Linked DNA regions of Homo sapiens: region 2 is linked to region 1. The links are chromatin contacts, found by Hi-C or POLR2A ChIA-PET in ENCODE. All regions are on one chromosome and are shown on one strand. The core of a region is the stretch at or near the end of the contact, and the rest is flanking DNA. Distances in the headings are between cores, read along the strand shown. Region 1 overlaps LINC02380 (long intergenic non-protein coding RNA 2380). Region 2 has its middle 76 kb from the start of LINC02380.

Evidence for each region. A loop is a pair of places that touch in the nucleus more often than their neighbours do. ChIA-PET counts read pairs that join two places held with the same protein, here RNA polymerase II (POLR2A). Pooled maps may share reads with other maps.
Region 2: a loop to region 1 is called in a map of Caco-2, with 10 times the contacts of the local background. The contact joins two enhancer-like sites. A Hi-C loop is called at or near these places in 3 of 168 maps with a recorded cell type or tissue (Caco-2, Right ventricle myocardium inferior and esophagus muscularis mucosa) and 7 of 50 pooled maps. POLR2A ChIA-PET finds 5 or more read pairs at or near these places in 2 of 52 experiments (OCI-LY7 and activated T-cell).

The regions. Positions count from the first base shown.
Region 1 is chr4:57,442,190-57,444,812 of GRCh38, forward strand. All of the region lies in intron 4 of LINC02380 (long intergenic non-protein coding RNA 2380), which reads left to right. Among named protein-coding and RNA genes, the nearest start is that of LINC02380, 18 kb to the left of the region's middle. Within about 2 kb of position 1,327, at least 3 of the 41 ENCODE cell types and tissues checked have a DNase peak (open chromatin) inside an H3K27ac peak, as active enhancers do.
Region 2 is chr4:57,500,597-57,503,219 of GRCh38, forward strand. No RefSeq gene overlaps it. Among named protein-coding and RNA genes, the nearest start is that of LINC02380, 76 kb to the left of the region's middle. Within about 2 kb of position 1,340, at least 2 of the 41 ENCODE cell types and tissues checked have a DNase peak (open chromatin) inside an H3K27ac peak, as active enhancers do.

The DNA.
Region 1 (2,623 bases), core at 77-2,576:
GACCCTTTTGCCCTAACTCCAAGGACCCTCAATTGGGGTGAGCCCACAGGTTGTAGAAAACGGATGGGCTGGCGTGACGTTCTTATTTTATTTTATTCTTTTCTTTGCTCCATTTATTTCTTTTGGAGCACTTATACTGCTGGCTGAGAGTACAAAATGAAGGTCATGGATCATAACATGTCTTGGCTGGAAGGAATCTCAGGCATCCTTCAGCCAGGCACCTGATTTTACGGATGAAGAAACTGAGTCCAACAGCAGGCGAGTACCTTGCCCAATTTCAGGCAGCAAATCTTGTGATGGAGCCAGGAGTGTTCCTGTTCCTACGCCTCTCAACTGCCACTTTCATATTTTTTCTTCTTTAGCTGTGTGGAGAATGGCTGCTTGTCTCCCTCATCCAAAAACGCATTGGATTCAGCTAACAGTTTGTATCAGTCTAATGCACCTATTCACAGATTCTTGTAGTATTAGAAATCTTGTTTCTCAAGTTCAGTTTATTTAAAGTCATATTTCAAAGACTTTGCTTATGTGAGCAGGCAGCTTAAACAAGACTCTCTCCTGGTTTGTTGCTTCTTTCCTAATGCACTGGTGCCTGGGAGAATATTGCTCAAGGACAAGACCTTAGGCAGCGTCCACCTGAAAGCAGATGTGGCTTTTCATTCCTGATCTTTCATCCAAGGTCTGTCTCCAGAGTGCAACTTGCTGCCTTCTGAAGCAGCAGTTGTCATCCCCAGAGCACCCTGACGAGGGCAGCCTTTACTTTCTTGTGTTTTACTGTTGCTGGAAAAAGCTCTGGTCTTTACCTGGAATGGAATGGGCTTGTTTGTCACCTAAGTGCAAATGTCATTTTAGCACTTCGCTGGTCACAACACCCTTTCTGGCCTTTATAGAAAATGACATATTCCTGTGTTCTTTGTCTCTAACACATGCTTCAGAAAGGCACGGTCTGTTATTATGCTTTAAAAGGTTGGAGAGAAAATGCAGAGACCTGTAGGCCAAATACCAGGGAGCACAGAGAACACAAATCAGGCGATTGTGTCACCTGGGCCTCCTGGAAAGTAGAGAAAAGAAAGGGTTGGCTCTGTGTCCTGTTGCTGTTAACAAGCTTTCCACTGTCATTTCTCTTTCTGGGGTCAGAAGGATATTAAAACAAGATTGGGCACTCCCGCAGCCACTGGCTTCCTTGCTTCCATCTCTCTCACTTCCCTTTCCCCCCTGCCCCCAGCCTCTCTTCCCCCTGCCCTCTTGTCAGCCTGGGTTGTGTGGCCCTAGCACTTAGGTCTCTTTATCAGCCCCTTGAGCTGTTCTTGGCATGGGTGCAGCAGCAGAGAGGTACTGTTGAAAGAGCGCCGAAATTGCTGGCAATAGCAGGTGCCAGGGAGGCATCGATCCGGCAGCATGTGACAACTTAGGAACGGAAGGTTAGAGCAATTTTGTGGCCTGTTACAGCGTTGCCTTCTCACAAGGCAAAACCTATGACAAGTGGCTCCATCCTACTTGGGTCTCTGAGACACTGAAACTTGCTTTTAATTACAATAATTACTGCTCCCCGCCAGGCCTGGCCCACGGTGGCCAGAAATACAGGGACATTCTTCACTAGCTGGTTTTCCCTCTTGGCATTTCCCCTTATTCTCATCCTACAGGACTTCCATCCAACATCACACTTGGATAATACTGTTACTAAATAAACACCGACACAGCACATCCCAAGCCAAGCATGCCCTACATGCTGTACTCATGTTACCTTATTCAATTCTCACCTCTCAACACTCCTTTGAGGGAGGTAATATTATAAGCCTTGTATTTTAAGATCAAGAAACTGAGACTCAGAGAGGTTAAACAATTTGCTCCAGGTCATGTAACTAGTGATTAGCAGAGCTGGGCTGAGCTTGGAACGCAGGAAGTCTGGCTCTCCTCCCTGTCTCTAAGCACCATGTTCTGTTATCCCCACAGTCAGCAGTGAGCTCCCTTTCTATAAGCAGAGAGGAAAGTTTACCTTAAGAAAGTATAAGAATGTTGTGCTGCATTAGTTTCTCCAAGATGTTCTGTCTTGAGAGGGAAAATGGATTAAATACAACAGATGGCAGTAACCATTGGCGTTATTAACCTCCCCTTCCAGCAGGACCACCCTGATTTGCTAGCTGTGTGCCATTGACTTGTGTGCCATCTGTCACCATGCACATTGTGCTGTTGGTTCCTCATCAAAAACAAAACTGCCCATCCTCATCTTCCTGTGGGGACTGCTGAAATGCTTCCAAGAACAAGGGACTTATCTTTAAATCAATTTATTAAACAAATACTGATAGTGTGTCTACTACATGCCAGCACTAGGCTTGGTTCTGGGGATATGGATATTCATAAGACATGGTTTTGCCATCTGGCATCACATGGTTTGGAGCAGGAGACAGATAAGTAAGGAGTAAGGTGACCAGGAGTTTGTCTCTTTGCACCCCAAGGCTGGGTTCAAGGAGATGGATGCAAAGTTCTTGCAAGTTGGATGTGACCCAGAATCTTAGTAAATAGAACTGTAAGTTCTGGACTGAAGAAATTGCCATCTATGCCAAGGAAGCTGGCCTGAGATATACTACACTATACCTCATTATAAACTTCCAACAGCAAAGAGAGG
Region 2 (2,623 bases), core at 90-2,589, 58 kb after region 1:
GCCAAGTTTTCCTTTTTTAACTGGACTGTTTTCTCTATCTTGGTACAAGTCAGTACCCTGAAGAGGTTTGCTTTTACCTGGTAGGGTGAGAAGTGATGTCCCTATCACCTTTGCTTCAGAGTTATGGCAGTTCTCTAGTTCTGTGCCACAATTTAGTTTGCAGGGATTTTCATTGTCTCACCGTCACACAGGAAACCATGTTTGTGTACTATATTGAGGGTCTATAGGCTAGATGCCTTGATGCTTTGGAGAATACTTAATTGCTAGAGGATGGGAGATAACTTTTTTAACATGTAGAAATCTGTAACTCTGGTGAAATTTCTGAAGCTCTAGTGGTCTGAGAATTGTCTGGAAATGTCTTCAAATTGGAAAAAAAAATTGTGAGGCTTTTTACCCTCCATCGATAAGGAAGAAGTGATTGAAGGGCTCTTTGTATTTTGGAATCAATGTATGCAACATATGACTCATGATAACAAAAGCTACCAGTTTTTTTTTTTTTTTTTTTTTTTGGTGGCGTTTAGAGCAAAAGAAGCTACCCCAACAAGTCTAAACTGCTGTAAAAGTAATTCTTTCACTCTTACTAGGTGGTGAATGCAACCAGTAGTGGTCAAAGTGTCTGAAACAAATTGAGATGTTCAATGGAGCCTGTGGTAGATAGGAGAATCAGAGTGGAAATACCTAGGGTTTTGGAGCAAAGCCATGTTCTTTTCATTAAGTAATTATTCTCTCTTTGAAAAACAGATCTTGCTTTGTTAATGAACACTGACAGAGACTAAATTCTGAAGGTTAACCAGGTTACACAAGCTTTGTGATTTTCATAAGTGTAGTTGAGAGGCAGAGCCAGTCTCTCACTAAAAAATGCTGTTAAATGTCAGATACTAGCTCTCAGCCTCCCTCAAACGTAGGGAATCACCACATGAACTACTCTTTACCAATTAGATGTATAGTTCTAGACTATTTCTTCTTCTTCAGAGTGAGGATTTGAACTCAGATTTTTGTGGTTCTAAAACCCTGATGGCCCTTTCACGAAAGCATGTCACTAACACATGTGAGTTAAGAAGCTCCATCACCTACTGGCTTTGTGATCGTGGGTAAGTCTCTTAACTTGTCTGAGCTTTGGTTCCTTGTCTGCAAATTGAGCATAAACAGAGTACACTTCCATAGTGACCTTGTGAGGAATAAATGAGAGGATACCTACAAAATACATTAAGTGAGATAAAGTGTTAAGCAAGGACTAAATACCTGGGAGCTTAGTCATGCAGAGAAGCAGAGATTGTAGGGAGTGCTCTTTGGAAGTGATCTTGGTAGCAGTGAGCCTGAGTTCCCAGGGTATTCCAGCAGTGATGTCAGCCCCAGCCTTTCATGACCACGCCGGCTCTGCCGGTGGCTATTTTTTCCAGTAGATGAGTTCTGTGGTATGATGAAGCACTGCTCCTGTCTGGGAAACTCCAGCATGTTTCTTCAGTGCTCCCAACGATTCTGTGAACTTTCTAACAGTCTTTCAGTAAAATTCCTTTACTGCTTATGCCTGCCAAGTATGAATTTTGTTGCTTGGAACTCTGAAACTTTGCTGTTTCAATGCGTCTGGCTTTATTCCTTGTAGTAAAAAAATGCATGAATTTTCAAAATCAGACAAACCTGGTTGGAATCTCACTGTCATTTACCAGCCCAAGTGACTTGCTTAAATTTCTTGAACTTTTTGAGCATCTAATTTTCTTATCCTAAAATGGACATAATAATACTTACTTTGTAGGGCAATCAAAAAATTAAATAATATGTATACAAATACCTATCAATCACTGAGTCTCACTTCTAGTAAGCATGCAAGACAGATGAATTTCTTCCTCTAAAACCAGTATGCATATCTTTGCTGTTTCATGATAGGGATTAGGCTATATGAACATTATGCAAATAACTATTGCCCCAATATTGGGATGAGCCAAAGAACCTGGGGGAGGGAAATGCTTTTGAGAGGACATGGAAAATAATTGAAAAAGGGAATTTCTCTAGCCCTGCGACTGTCTTAACCGAGTAGAAGGAATGGGGATAACATAGAATGACACGTGTTATATCTCCGGTTGCCTTTTGCCTGCATTCAGTGGTAATTGAGTCTGCATCTGCATTACTTGTAATTTTCTGCATTATTTGTGTTGGGACCATTAGGCAACTGCATCGTTAGTGTTATATTCACAAGTGTTATCATGCAGTTACCGCCAACAGACACTTAATGGAAAAATCCACTTTGAATCATGTGGGTGTTTTCTTTCTTTCCTCCTTATTTCTTTCTTTTGTCTTGCTGAAGACACACACACACACACACACACACACACACACACACAATGTAAACATGCTGCATATGCCAACATCTATTTGTGATTTAAAGAAAAATCTATCTGCGAAGTGTACCCAGGGTAATAATTCAGCAAAGTCACATTAACTCACTTACTTTGGGTATTAGAAATATTTTATTTGCTGTTCTATTGCTATTTTTAAAAGCATGGCTTTAAAGCAGAGGATTTGAAACATCAGTGTGCGTAACAATCATCAAGGAGAGATCACTAAACATGTAGATTCCATGGCCCATTCCAATGAAGTGGGTATTACTATAGCTTTACTTCTACAC